Linked DNA regions of Homo sapiens: regions 1 and 3 are each linked to region 2. Evidence: chromatin contacts called from ENCODE Hi-C or POLR2A ChIA-PET data. All regions are on one chromosome and are shown on one strand. The core of a region is the stretch at or near the end of the contact, and the rest is flanking DNA. Distances in the headings are between cores, read along the strand shown.

Region 1 (3,946 bases), core at 14-2,513, 410 kb after region 2:
AATCCAAAAGGTTACAAAAGGAAAGGTTAGATTTCTCACAGATGCTTTAAATTACTGCTCTTTTACCATAGCTCATTATACCTAATGTGTAAGAAAATAGTAAGGACAAAAATGCCTTAAAAATTTGTGCATAAATTACTTTTTATCACTTTAGTGTAATAACACTAATGATCAATGAGCAAGCTACAGGTGATTTGTGTAACACTCAATTTTGGTTTTTTTTTTGGCCATCTTTCAAGGCCCAGGATGTAATACAAACTTGATTACTATGTAAATATCCATCTCTACAAAAAATTTAAAAATTAGCTGGGCATGGTGGCACATGTCTATATTCTTAGACATGCTCATGGAGGCTGAGATGGGAGGATTGCGTGAGCCCAGGAATTTAAGGCTGCAGTGAGCTATAATCAACGCCCCTGCATTCCAGCCTGAGCAACAGAGATCCTCCCTCTAAAACCAGAGGAAGAAAACAAAAAACAAAAGAAAACAATAATAATAAAAAGTAAAACTAAACCTAAACTTTACCTGATACTCTCTTTCCCTCTAACAAAGTTATTAGAGATGGGCTCAACTCTAACAAGCATCTAAATCAGTACTCTAAAGGTAAAAAATAATTTCAGGTAATCAATACCAACTTCTACAAAGTTGTAGCCAACTGGCAACACAATTTCTGAAGACATTCTATTGTTTAAGTAGATACGAATAGATTAATGAGCCACCACAGAGGCAAGTGAAACAGGATGATCTATCTATACTAGCAATGGCCTAAGGTTACCAAGATATAGCAAATACAGGTAAAATGTAGACATGTTGAGAAGATTTCCTTTGAATTTTACTTAGAAAATCCAAACAGCTCTAAAAAACAGATCAATATATACTCTGTACGAAGTGATTTTTGCACGTGGCATCTGAAAATATGTCCAAGAAAATTTCTAGCTTCTATCAGGCATGCTAGTTAGCTATGAGGAAGCTTGACTAGTGCACAATACATGTAGTCTTTACCTTTTGGGACCAGGAAAATCCTATTTATCCGAGACTCCTAAAAACCACTCTGGGTTACAGGTTCTGGATCTTCTCACACATACCCTCCCCCTACAATTCTCATGTCCTCAGGCCTTACCACTTCTTTGTGACAGCTGCTGCTTTATAAAGACATAATTCTAGCGTGAAGTATTTCTACTGGAAAATCTGGGATTGACAGGATGTTGACAAGGACTCAGTAAAAATAACCATTCCTAACAGAGTGTGTAGATACAAACAGGCAGTCACTGGTCAGAAGTTTTCCTCAGCTGAGTCACCCGGCCATGGAAAACCCCAAGTTTGCACCTGAGAGGCTCTGAAATACTACCCTCTGGAGTGCAAATATAAAACACATTAGGCTTGGAGAAACTGTTCTAAAGCAACTTGTTGGACCAGCTAGATTTAGAAATATAATGGATGGTTGGTAAAAGGTAACTCTAGGGGCTGCCAAGGGAACTCAGTTCCAAAAACCCTTCCCATAAAATTAGGCTTTCCAGAGACACACATCTTAGATGTTCCAGAGGTTTATGAGTCCTCTCTGTTGCCCCTTTCAAATCTAAATACTTCCTCAAAGTCTCTAGAGCCATCTGTTAAGGCCAAAGTAAATCTCAACATGTCTACACCACAGAAGTTTATGCCGCATTGTAAGGAAGTCTAAAAGGCCAAATGAATGCACAGCTACTTGGGAGGCTGAGGTGGGAGGACTGCTTGAGCCCAAGAGTTCAAGACCAGCCTGGACAACATAGTGAGACCAGCCTTTAAAAAAAAAAAAAAAAAAAAACAAAAGCCAAATGCTGCTATTCTGGATTTCATACTGTGAAAAAGAATGAAAGAATGTTAGGTTTTTTGACAGTGGACGTTAGGGTTTTTCAAACACTTTCCCTTTTTAAATGTGAGTAACATCCTATATTAGTTTCCTACTGCTGCTGTAGAAATTACCACAAATACTGACTTTACACAAGCTTATTCTCATAGTTGCGGAGGTCATGAATCTGACATCGGTTTTATAGGGCTGGTTCCCTGTGAGGGCTCTGAGGGAAGAATGTGTCCTTGCCTTTTTCATCTTCTAGAGGACCACCTGCATTCCTTGGCTCACATTCCCTTCATCGATCACTACAACCTCTTGTTTCCATCGTCAAATCTGCTACCACTCACTCTGGTGTGCCCACCTCTTCCAAGGACCTGTGTGATTATATTGGGCCAACACAGATAATCCAGGATAATCTCATCTCAAAAATATTAATTTGATGCCATCTGCAAAGTCTCCTTTCCTATATTCATAGGTTCTAGAGATTAGGACATGGACATGTTTTAGGGGTCATTATTCAGCCTACCACACAATTACCAGATTTAAAATTCTATGAAGTATACTTACCTACAGTATCTCGTTTAGATACTTACCAGGTGTTATCATTCCTAATGAATGAGAACGCGAGTCTAGAAACTTCATTGCTTAGCCACAGTGATATAGTCAAAAAACTAGAACTCAAACTAGAGCATATGGCCCTAGAGACCATGTAGCAGCAGCACATACCACTTCTCCTCCACCAGGCTGCCTGTAAATCACTGGCCTTTGGCCTCTCATTTTCTCATACAGTTTTTTTTTAAAATCATACTCATAGTCCAAACTGCAATCTACCAAAAAAAGTAGCCCACATCAGAGATTCCTCAAATGTTCTCAGGTCATGGCTCCCTTAAAATCTCAGTCATTTTTTTTTTTGTGGCATACCTGAGGCCAAAAGAAATGCCTAATAGCTCTGTTCAGTCGAAGCAGTATTTGTGTCCTAATAGCTCAGGAGCTTCTGGGCACTCCACCACTTCTCAAATCTTAGAATCAGATGGGACACTGCCACTCTCGTTTCCTGTTTCACATTCTTTTTTGTTTTTTTGAGACAGGGTTTCACTCTGTCACCCAGGCAGGAGTGCAGTGGCGCAAACACGACTGACTGGAGCCTTGACCTCCCCGGGTCAGGTGATACTCCCAGCTCATCCTCCTGAGTAGCTGGGACTACAGGTGAGCGCTACCACACCTGGCTAATTTTTGCATTTTTTGTAGAGACAGGGTTTCACCACATTGCCTAGGCTGGACTTGAACTCCTGGGCTCAAGCGATCTGCCCGCCTCAGCCTCCCAAAGTGCTGGGATTACAGGCGTGAGCCACCGTACCTGGCCCGTTTCACACTGATTTTCAAACAGTACTGCTTTTATTTCACAGCAATGGCCAAAATCCCAGCTTTGCAAAGATATGGCATCATCAAAAGGAATTTAGTGATTTAATGCTGAATTGTGAACTACCTTAAGCTATTAGTTTGTATGATATCTAACAGATGTCATTGTGTTTCACTGAAGGTTAAAAATACTCTGTGATACCCACGAGTTTGAACCTGCAGGCCTGCGCTCCTCACATTACTGCTTGTACACTCCTGCTCTGACGAAAGTGTGCTCTCTGTTATGCAAAGTGCATAGCTGAAGCTCCATATAATGGGCTCAGACAAATAATTTAGGAAACTCCCAGTTTGTCATCGCACATAGTTACATGCCAATTTGACATTTTCTATTAAAGATATATATCTTTATTATATTTATATAATCATATATATTAATTTATATATACATATTTTACATATATGAAATATATGTATATATAATATACATATTTTACATATATGAAATATATGCATATATAATATACATATTTTACATATGAAATATATGTATATATAATATACATATTTTACATATATGAAATATATGCATATATAATATACATATTTTACATATATGAAATATATGCATATATAATATACATATTTTACATATATGAAATATATGCATATATAATATACATATTTTACATATATGAAATATATGCATATATAATATACATATTTTACATATATGAAATATATGCATATATAATATACATA
Region 2 (4,136 bases), core at 1-2,500:
GCTATACTGTGTGTTTACACATAGGTGTGTCTTTAGAGGAAAGGGTTCAAAGCTTTCATTAGATTCTTTTTTTTTCTAATAAAGAAAAAAGCTTTGTTGCCCAGGCTGGTCTCAAACTCTCAAGCTCAAGCAATCTGTCCGCCTCGGCCTCTCAAAGTGTTGGGATTACAGCCATGAGCCACCACGCTGGTCCTCATTACATTCTCAAAGGGGCCTATTGAAAAAAAAAAAAAAAAAAAAAAAAAAGGCCGGGCACAGTGGCTCACGCCTGTAATCCCAGCACTTTGGGAGGCCGAGGAAGGCGGATCACAAGGTCAGGAGATGGAGACCATCCTGGCCAATATGGTGAAACCCTGTCTCTACCAAAGTACAAAAAAAAAAATTAGCCAGGCATGGTGGTGCGTGCCTGTAATCCCAGCTATTCAGGAGGCTGAGGCAGTAGAACTGCTTGAACCTGGGATGCAGAGGTTGCAGTGAGCCAAGATTGCACCGCTGCACTCCAGCCTAAGCAACAAGAGTCAAACTCCGTCTCAAAAAAAAAAAAAAAAAAAAAAAAAAAAAAGATGAGACTGTTGAGTCAGGATTAGGATCCAGGTCTGCTGGCACCAATTTCAGTGCTCTTTATACTTTCTGTTGCTATTCATTCATTCATCCATTCATTCAGCAAATTTATATCAAGTATCTGGTATGTGCCAGGTATGATTCCAAATTACACCATTCCCAGATTATTCTGAGAATGCTGCAGTGCCAAACTCTTGGTATCACAGACTTTATATTCTAGTGGGGGAGACAGACAAAATAATAATATAACGACGAAGGTGCAATGTTATGTGCTATGAGAAAACGCAGTCGGAGGATGGCGAGGAAGGGGAACGGAATTTTAGATAGGGCGGTCTGGGATCAGAACCTCCAGATGCCCGTCCATGGACTCCAACGAAGGGAGCGATTCCAGGTACCAGGGCACCCTGCACAAACCTCTCTTGAGCTTCCGCCTCGCCCAGGTGGGGACGGTAGGGAGACCGGAGGGCACACGCATGCGCACGAAGGAAACGGTAAAGCCTGAAGGGAGGTGCAGAGCGCATGCTCTCTCTTGCCCGAGATGCCGAGGATTTTGACAAGGACTCCGTCGTCCCGGATGATAGTGCTCAGGTTAATGCCAGTGGGAGGGCGGCGCCCAATAGTAACTTCCTTTGGAGGTTGTAGTACCGCCCCCAGAGCCAATTTTCCACTTCCGCTTCCGGCGCTGCGGCAGTCCAGATCAAAAATGGCGGTAGTTGGTGTGTCCTCGGTTTCTCGGCTGCTGGGTCGGTCCCGCCCACAGCTGGGGCGGCCTATGTCGAGTGGCGCCCATGGCGAAGAGGGCTCAGGTACTGGGGCCGGGGTCGACGGGTCGAGCCTCAGCCCCACTCGGGCGAGACAGGGAGGGACTGTGACCTTGGCCCGAGGCCTTGCGGGAGGGAAAGTGAGACCCGGGCCCGCCCCATACCGGCGCTGAACGTTTGTGGCTTCTCCGCAGCTCGCATGTGGAAGACTCTCACCTTCTTCGTCGCGCTCCCCGGGGTGGCAGTCAGCATGCTGAATGTGTACCTGAAGTCGCACCACGGAGAGCACGAGAGACCCGAGTTCATCGCCTACCCCCATCTCCGCATCAGGACCAAGGTACGCCCTTGTACATCTCTTCAAGCGTCCGTTCTCTTTTCGTTATGTGTGCCTTAGTGCAAGTTCTTCATTCTCTGAAGGCATGGGTGCCAGGCGTGTACAGCTTGTTTATCCTCACAAACAGAAAATGTATTTTCTTCCATTTTGTGGATGGACAGCTGACACTTGGGATTACGTCTCAATTCTCTTCTTCAAGGTCATACAATAAGTGCTCTTCAGTTTCCCTTTTCTCCGATTCATCCTACCTCCTGCCTTCTGAGACAGTTCTTTTTTTTTTTTTTTTTTTTTTTTTTACTTCTGAGACAGTTCTGAAACAGGTGTCCGTTGTGTAAAGCCTGGAGGTTTGGGAAATCCAATTAGAGTGGCAAAGTCTGAAGGTGGTTCGCGTAAGCGAACCCAGCAGCTACATGGGAGGCTGAAGCAGGAGAATCCCTTGAACCTAGGAGGCGGAGTTTGCAGGGAGCTGAGATCGTGCCACTGCACTCCGGCCTGGGCAACAGAGCGAGACTCTGGTCTCAAAACAAAACAAAACAGCAACAACAAAACATGGGCATCTGGCAGCTACTAGTTGCATAATGAAGAGACTGACAGCTTTCTCTATTCCCCACCAATACCTTTTCTCGACTGTTTTATCATTGGTTGTTGATGTAGATATATTACAATGTTGTGTCCTCTGTTGTTTGCTGTATCTTTAACAAGGGCTTATTCTGATTCTTCAATACTGGCCATGCGCGGTGGCTCACGCCTGTAATCCCAGCACTTTGGGAGGCCAAGGTGGGTGGATCGCCGGAGGTCAGGAGTTCAAGACCAGCCTCGTCAACATGGCGAAACACTATCTCTACTAAAAGTACAAAAAGTAGCCGGGCGTGGTGGCGGGCGCCTGTAATCCCAGCTACTCGGGAGGCTGCGGTGGGAGAATCTAGGAGGTTGAACCCAGGAGGAGGAGGTTGCAGTGAGCCAAGATCCAGCCATTGCACTGCAGCCTGGGCAACAGGAGTGAAACTCCGTCTCAAAAAAAAATAGTAATAATATACTTGATCTTAGCCAAAAGGCCGAGAAGTGATGAAAAAAGTTATTATTATTATTATTATTATTACATCACCTAGCCCATATAGGACTGGCCTTGTAGAAACTTAACCTAGACTCTTGAATTTGTTGAGTCTTTGAGCGGCACTCCCATCCTTGTACAATGCAATTAGAAGCCAAACAGTAAAGGTTTCTCAGCCTCAGCACTGTTGACATTTGGGGCTGGGTAATTCTTGTTGGGGGGCTATCTTGTGCATTGTGAAATGTTTAGCCATATCCTTGGCCTGTACCCACTAGGTGGCAGTAGTACCTGCGCAACCCCACTCCCGCTTCCCCCTCCCCCGCCCCCATCACAGTGTCTCCCGATACTACCCAGTGTGCCCTGAAGGGGCAAAATCACCCTGGGTTGGAGACCGTTGCCCTAAAGTAATGCTTTTCAAAGGTAATAGGCAAGATAATTCAGGGTGGGCTGCAGTTTCCCAGCCCAGATATTGTTTGAAGTCTGGGATGGTGCCAGAAATCTGCATTTAATTAAGCATCTCCCTCCCCTAATACTGCCACCATTTTGATATAGGTGATTTGAGGATTACACTTTCATAAACACAGCACTGGATATACTAGTTACTAGGGAGAGGATGATGAGTAACTAACTTGAGCTTGCATTTTCTGCCATCCATATTTGTTTCTGGAATTAAAACTGTCCTGTAGCCAGGATAACTTTAAGGGCTCCCCTGGTAGTTATAAGAGCTCCTTAAATAATGGGAAGGTTGAACTACACCAGTAGATAAAGGACTAATTTCCATTTTGTTTTTATATATGATCTGTCACCCCGTTATAAGCAGTTCATGACGGTGTTCTTTCTAAATTATTTTCTGGAATTATCTAACTGACATCTTCACTCCACAGCCGTTTCCCTGGGGAGATGGTAACCATACTCTATTCCATAACCCTCATGTGAATCCACTTCCAACTGGCTACGAAGATGAATAAAGAGAATCTGGACCACTACCCGGGCACCAGGGACCACAGCACTGGTTTGGACCGTTACTCTGCACATGGACCAGAAAAAGTATATGGGACCTTAAGCTCACCTTCTTTACTTGTATCAAATGATGACTGGTATACTGGTCTCCCATCCCTTTGCTTGTGGCAGGAGATGGCTTAAATAAATAACTTAAATTTAGATTGGTCATGAGCTGAGAGTTACTTTCTTTGGTTGTGTTTTTTCGCAGAAATTAGCATTTGAGCTTCAAGTCAGTGTCCAAGTTGAAAAGAAATTGGCATTAGTTATTTCTGTTTCCACAGTGAAGGTCTAGGCTGCTGTTTAGTGTTACAGGTCCAATTCAGCCCATTGAATAAGTGTTTATAACAGCCCCTCTTGGTTTATTGTGCCTGATGTGGATAAAGGGACCAAGTGGAGTGGTGCTAATTAAGCATCAAGATTAGTCCTT
Region 3 (3,968 bases), core at 820-3,319, 450 kb after region 2:
AAAGGAGAGTACAAAGGGGGCTTCCAGAACATTGGTAATCCTATAGTTTCTTTAACTGGTGAAGTTCATGAGCGTTCATTATGCTACACATACAAATCATATATTCTTCTGTAGACATTAAATATCACATAAAAATGAAAGCACAGTATAAACCTGTTCCTGCTTTTGTGTAAAAAATGATCTACAGTTCCTATATGTAATGCCCAAAAGGGTAACATGAAATGTTACCATAAATTTTCTAAGTAAGTTAAATATTAGGTAATTAGGATTTTTCTTTTTTTACTTCTATTTGGGATTTCTGGGTTTCAACAACTTGTATAATTTAAAAAAAAAAAAAAACCAACTGTCACAATATATGGATTTTTTTTAAACCTGAAAGATATGCAACAAATTTAATGAAAGATCTCTCTGTGTTGGTAGAATTGTGGGTAGTTTTTCTATTCTTTTTGTGTTTATCTACACTTTTCAATATTTTCACCAATAAAATATGGTATTACAGTTTCATAATTCCTTATCTGACACCCTTATGGCTGGAGATGTTTCAAAATTATGGCTAGAGTTTTTTTGGGTTTTTTTTTTGGGTTTTTTTTTTTTTTTGGCTTTCAGAAAGGTAACAATGGTGTGTGAAGTGGGTGACAAGTCACACCTATTCAATAAATAGATACTAGAAATAACTTCAGTTAAGGTCTTGTTTTGTTACCAAAGAGGTCTAAACCAGATTTTATCCCCTAAAGGAATGGCATTATTTAGTGTAAGTAAGGCTTCCAATTCCGCCCCTACTGGTCCAACTAATTTGGAGCTTAATCACTGCAGACTGCACTCAGTTGGGAACAAACAAAAAAACCCTTATATTAATACTTTGTAATACCAACAAATCAAAGCATTTCAAACTCAACTAAAAGACATTTCTTTCTTAGTAAGGCTAAGGCTTTCAGACACATTTCAAAAATGAAGCTAATGAACAAGTGTCAAAGTATAAAATATTTGGAAATTATCAAAATAATAATGTATACAAAAACTCAACAGAACCACCAAATAAACTGATTAAAAAGATAGTACCACTTACGGTGTTCTTTAATTCCATAATTGTGCACGGGACCTACAACACATAAGTATTTCACATGGCCTTCAAATTCAAACAAATCAGTGAACTCACAAATGGGCCCTGGGTCCATATTATCACAAATGCCAGGGTATAGCATGTAAATTAAGTCATGATCGTTGTTCTCTTGGTCAGAATACCATTTATGGACTCCAACTCAAAAGCATGTGAGTACCACTTAGAATAACTACATGTCCTTAAGGCATCTAATAGTCAGTAATAATGCAATGGTCAAATCCTGTTAAAGTATTTGTATCTAAACATGCAAGTGCCCATAAAAAGTTGTTTTTTTAATCCTCTGTCACTGGAGCACTGATCAGCTATCCCTATCTTCAACCATCCTTGAGGCAATGACCTACAACTATGGTTACTAAGGGATCACAACTCAATTGCCTCCAGGAGCTAGGTAAACAGCATAAATGAGTGAGGTAGAGATTCAGTGTACAGTAAACAGAAAGTGATGGGGACTCAGCCAAATTAGAAAATGTAAGCTGTGAGTAAAGTCATTCAAACATTAAAACTTTTTTTTTTTTTTTTTTTTTTGAGACAGAGTTTTGCTCTTGTTGCCCAGGCTGGAGTGCAATGGCGCGATTTCAGCTCACCGCAACCTCCACCTCCTGGGTTCAAGCAATTCTCCTGCCTCACACTCCTGAGTAGCTGGGATTACAGGCATGTGCCACCATGCCCAGCTAATTTTGTATTTTTAACCTGTCCATGTTGGTCAGGCTGGTCTCGAACTCATGACCTCAGGTGATCTGCCTGTCTCAGCCTCCCCAAGTGCTGGGATTACAGGCGTGAGCCACCACGCCCGGCCAAAAAAAAAAAAAATTTTTTTTTCCAAATTCAGTCCTTCTAGTAATCAACTGACTGACTAGGAGACACAATCTATACAACAGCCCACTCTGAAATCTCCTTGTCTCTAAATTGTCTTAATTACATCTGCTGGCATTTGACACCCAGTCTCTAACACTATAAACTTCTGATGAAAAAGGATGTGGTTTATTCTATTTTAGTTACTATAGCAGAGCCCCAAAAGGCATAAAGTCATTCATTAAACACAGAGATCAAATTCACAACCTTACTCTGTCTAACCAAGTGAGCTGTGTGGTTAGGCAGTACAAGTGGTATATAACTGATACACAACAGGCCAAAGCAGACCTTGAACACCTATAACCATCAGAACAAGGACCAAACGATAACAGTTCCAACAGATTTACTTGCTGAGAACTATAGAATCTGGTACATCTCTAATGAGGAGGGAGGCAATTTTCTTCCTCCTGTGAATTTAACTGCTCGCAACCAAAAATCTGAGCTATGAGGAGCTTCCTCTCTGAAACCCTCTAAACACCCTCTTCCCCACTGAAAGAAAACCCGGCAGTAACAATATAAAACTAAAGAACTAGAAATACAGACTGATCACACACTCATCTGTTTTTCCTAAAGACACACAGATCATACATGTGAGCAAAAATCTAGATCATAAGTATTTACCACCTCTGGAACCGCACTGTTCAATATGGGAGCTGCTAGCCACATGTAGCTACTGAGCACTTGAAATGTGGCTAGTCTGAATTGAGAAGATCTTGTACTAAAAAAAGTTAAAATGTCTCATTAATTTGTATATTGATTACATACCATCAGTGATATAATAATTTTTTTTTTTTTGAGACAGAATTACCCTGTCACCCAGGCTGGAATGCAGTGGCACGATCTCGGCTCACTGCAACCTCTGCCTCCCAGGTTCAAGCAATTCTTGTGCCTCAGCCTCCCACCATCACGCCCGGCTAATTTTTGTATTTTTAGTAGAGATGGGGTTTCACCATACTGGCCAGGCTGGTCTCGAACTCCTGACCTCATGATCCACCCATCTCGGCCTCTCAAAGTGCTGGGATTACAGGCGTGAAATAAGTATTTTTATGTAAATTAGTATCACCTTTTTAAAAAAACTTTTTAATGTGGCTACCAGAAAACTTTACATTACATATATACCATATATTATACTTCTATTGGGCAGTGCAGCTCTAGAAAAGGTAGTATTTTACAACTAACTCCTCCAGTGATTATCCTCCTGGCAAAGAACTGACACATCAAGGCACCCCTCACCGCCACTTCCACCCACCAAACCTTCAGTCATGAAACCACTCCTAGTCCCAAGCTTACTGATGATGCAGCAGGTTGCCAGAGTAATTCGGTTAATCACTTAACCAAAGGGAAGAAACTAGTTTAACAATTATCTGAGGCTAATTTCTTTCTAAATTATTCCAGCACGCAAAAGAAATAAGAAGTAGCCTGAAGAAAAATCTGTGAACCAAAGGTGTACTAAATTTTTGTTCTTGACACAAGATTTTTAGTTGACTAAAACAGAGGTTCAACTTTGGTAGTACACTTCTAAAAACAATCAGACCTAACATTTTAAACTACTGCTTTTTTCCTCTACAAACCCTTAATTAAATATAAACACTACACAAATAAAACCACAATGAGATATGACTTTACACTCACTAGGATAGCTATAATTTAAAAGACAATAACAAGTGTTGGTGAAGACGTGGAGAAATTAGAATCTCACACATTGCTGGTGGTAATGTAAAATGGTGCAGCCGTTTTGGAAAGCTGTTTGGCAGTTTATCAAAATGTTAAAAACAGAAACTATGAGCCAGCAACTTTACTCCAAAGTATTCACCCAAGAGAAATAAAAACATACATCTGCACAAAAACTTGTATACAAATGTTCATCGCATAACTATTACTATTTTTGGTTTTTTTAGACAGAGTCTTGCTCTGTTGCCCAGGCTGGAGTGCAGTGGCACCATCTCTGCTCACTGCAACCTCTGCCTCTTGCGTTCAAGTGATTCTCCTACCTCAG

Evidence for each region. Hi-C counts contacts between places; a loop is a spot of excess contacts on that map. ChIA-PET counts read pairs that join two places held with the same protein, here RNA polymerase II (POLR2A). Pooled maps may share reads with other maps.
Region 1: a pooled map shows a loop between it and region 2 (2.4-fold over the local background). The contact joins the enhancer-like site here to the promoter of COX6A1 in region 2. A Hi-C loop is called at or near these places in 2 of 50 pooled maps. POLR2A ChIA-PET finds 5 or more read pairs at or near these places in 3 of 52 experiments (BJ, GM12878 and OCI-LY7).
Region 3: a loop to region 2 is called in a pooled map, with 3 times the contacts of the local background. The contact joins the enhancer-like site here to the promoter of COX6A1 in region 2. A Hi-C loop is called at or near these places in 1 of 50 pooled maps. POLR2A ChIA-PET finds 5 or more read pairs at or near these places in 2 of 52 experiments (AG04450 and endothelial cell of umbilical vein).

The regions. Positions count from the first base shown.
Region 1 is chr12:120,848,713-120,852,658 of GRCh38, forward strand. All of the region lies in intron 1 of SPPL3 (signal peptide peptidase like 3), which reads right to left. Among named protein-coding and RNA genes, the nearest start is that of SPPL3, 54 kb to the right of the region's middle. Within about 2 kb of position 1,264, at least 10 of the 41 ENCODE cell types and tissues checked have a DNase peak (open chromatin) inside an H3K27ac peak, as active enhancers do; they include OCI-LY7, where a contact is called at or near this core.
Region 2 is chr12:120,436,863-120,440,998 of GRCh38, forward strand. COX6A1 (cytochrome c oxidase subunit 6A1) reads left to right here and starts at 1,251. Exons shown (of 3, transcript NM_004373.4): 1 at 1,251-1,367; 2 at 1,517-1,659; 3 at 3,592-3,868. The coding sequence starts at 1,265. The coding sequence ends at 3,675. It also overlaps the pseudogene LOC124903126. RefSeq lists enhancers at 1,288-1,497, 1,424-1,945.
Region 3 is chr12:120,884,227-120,888,194 of GRCh38, forward strand. All of the region lies in intron 1 of SPPL3 (signal peptide peptidase like 3), which reads right to left. Among named protein-coding and RNA genes, the nearest start is that of SPPL3, 18 kb to the right of the region's middle. Within about 2 kb of position 2,070, at least 5 of the 41 ENCODE cell types and tissues checked have a DNase peak (open chromatin) inside an H3K27ac peak, as active enhancers do.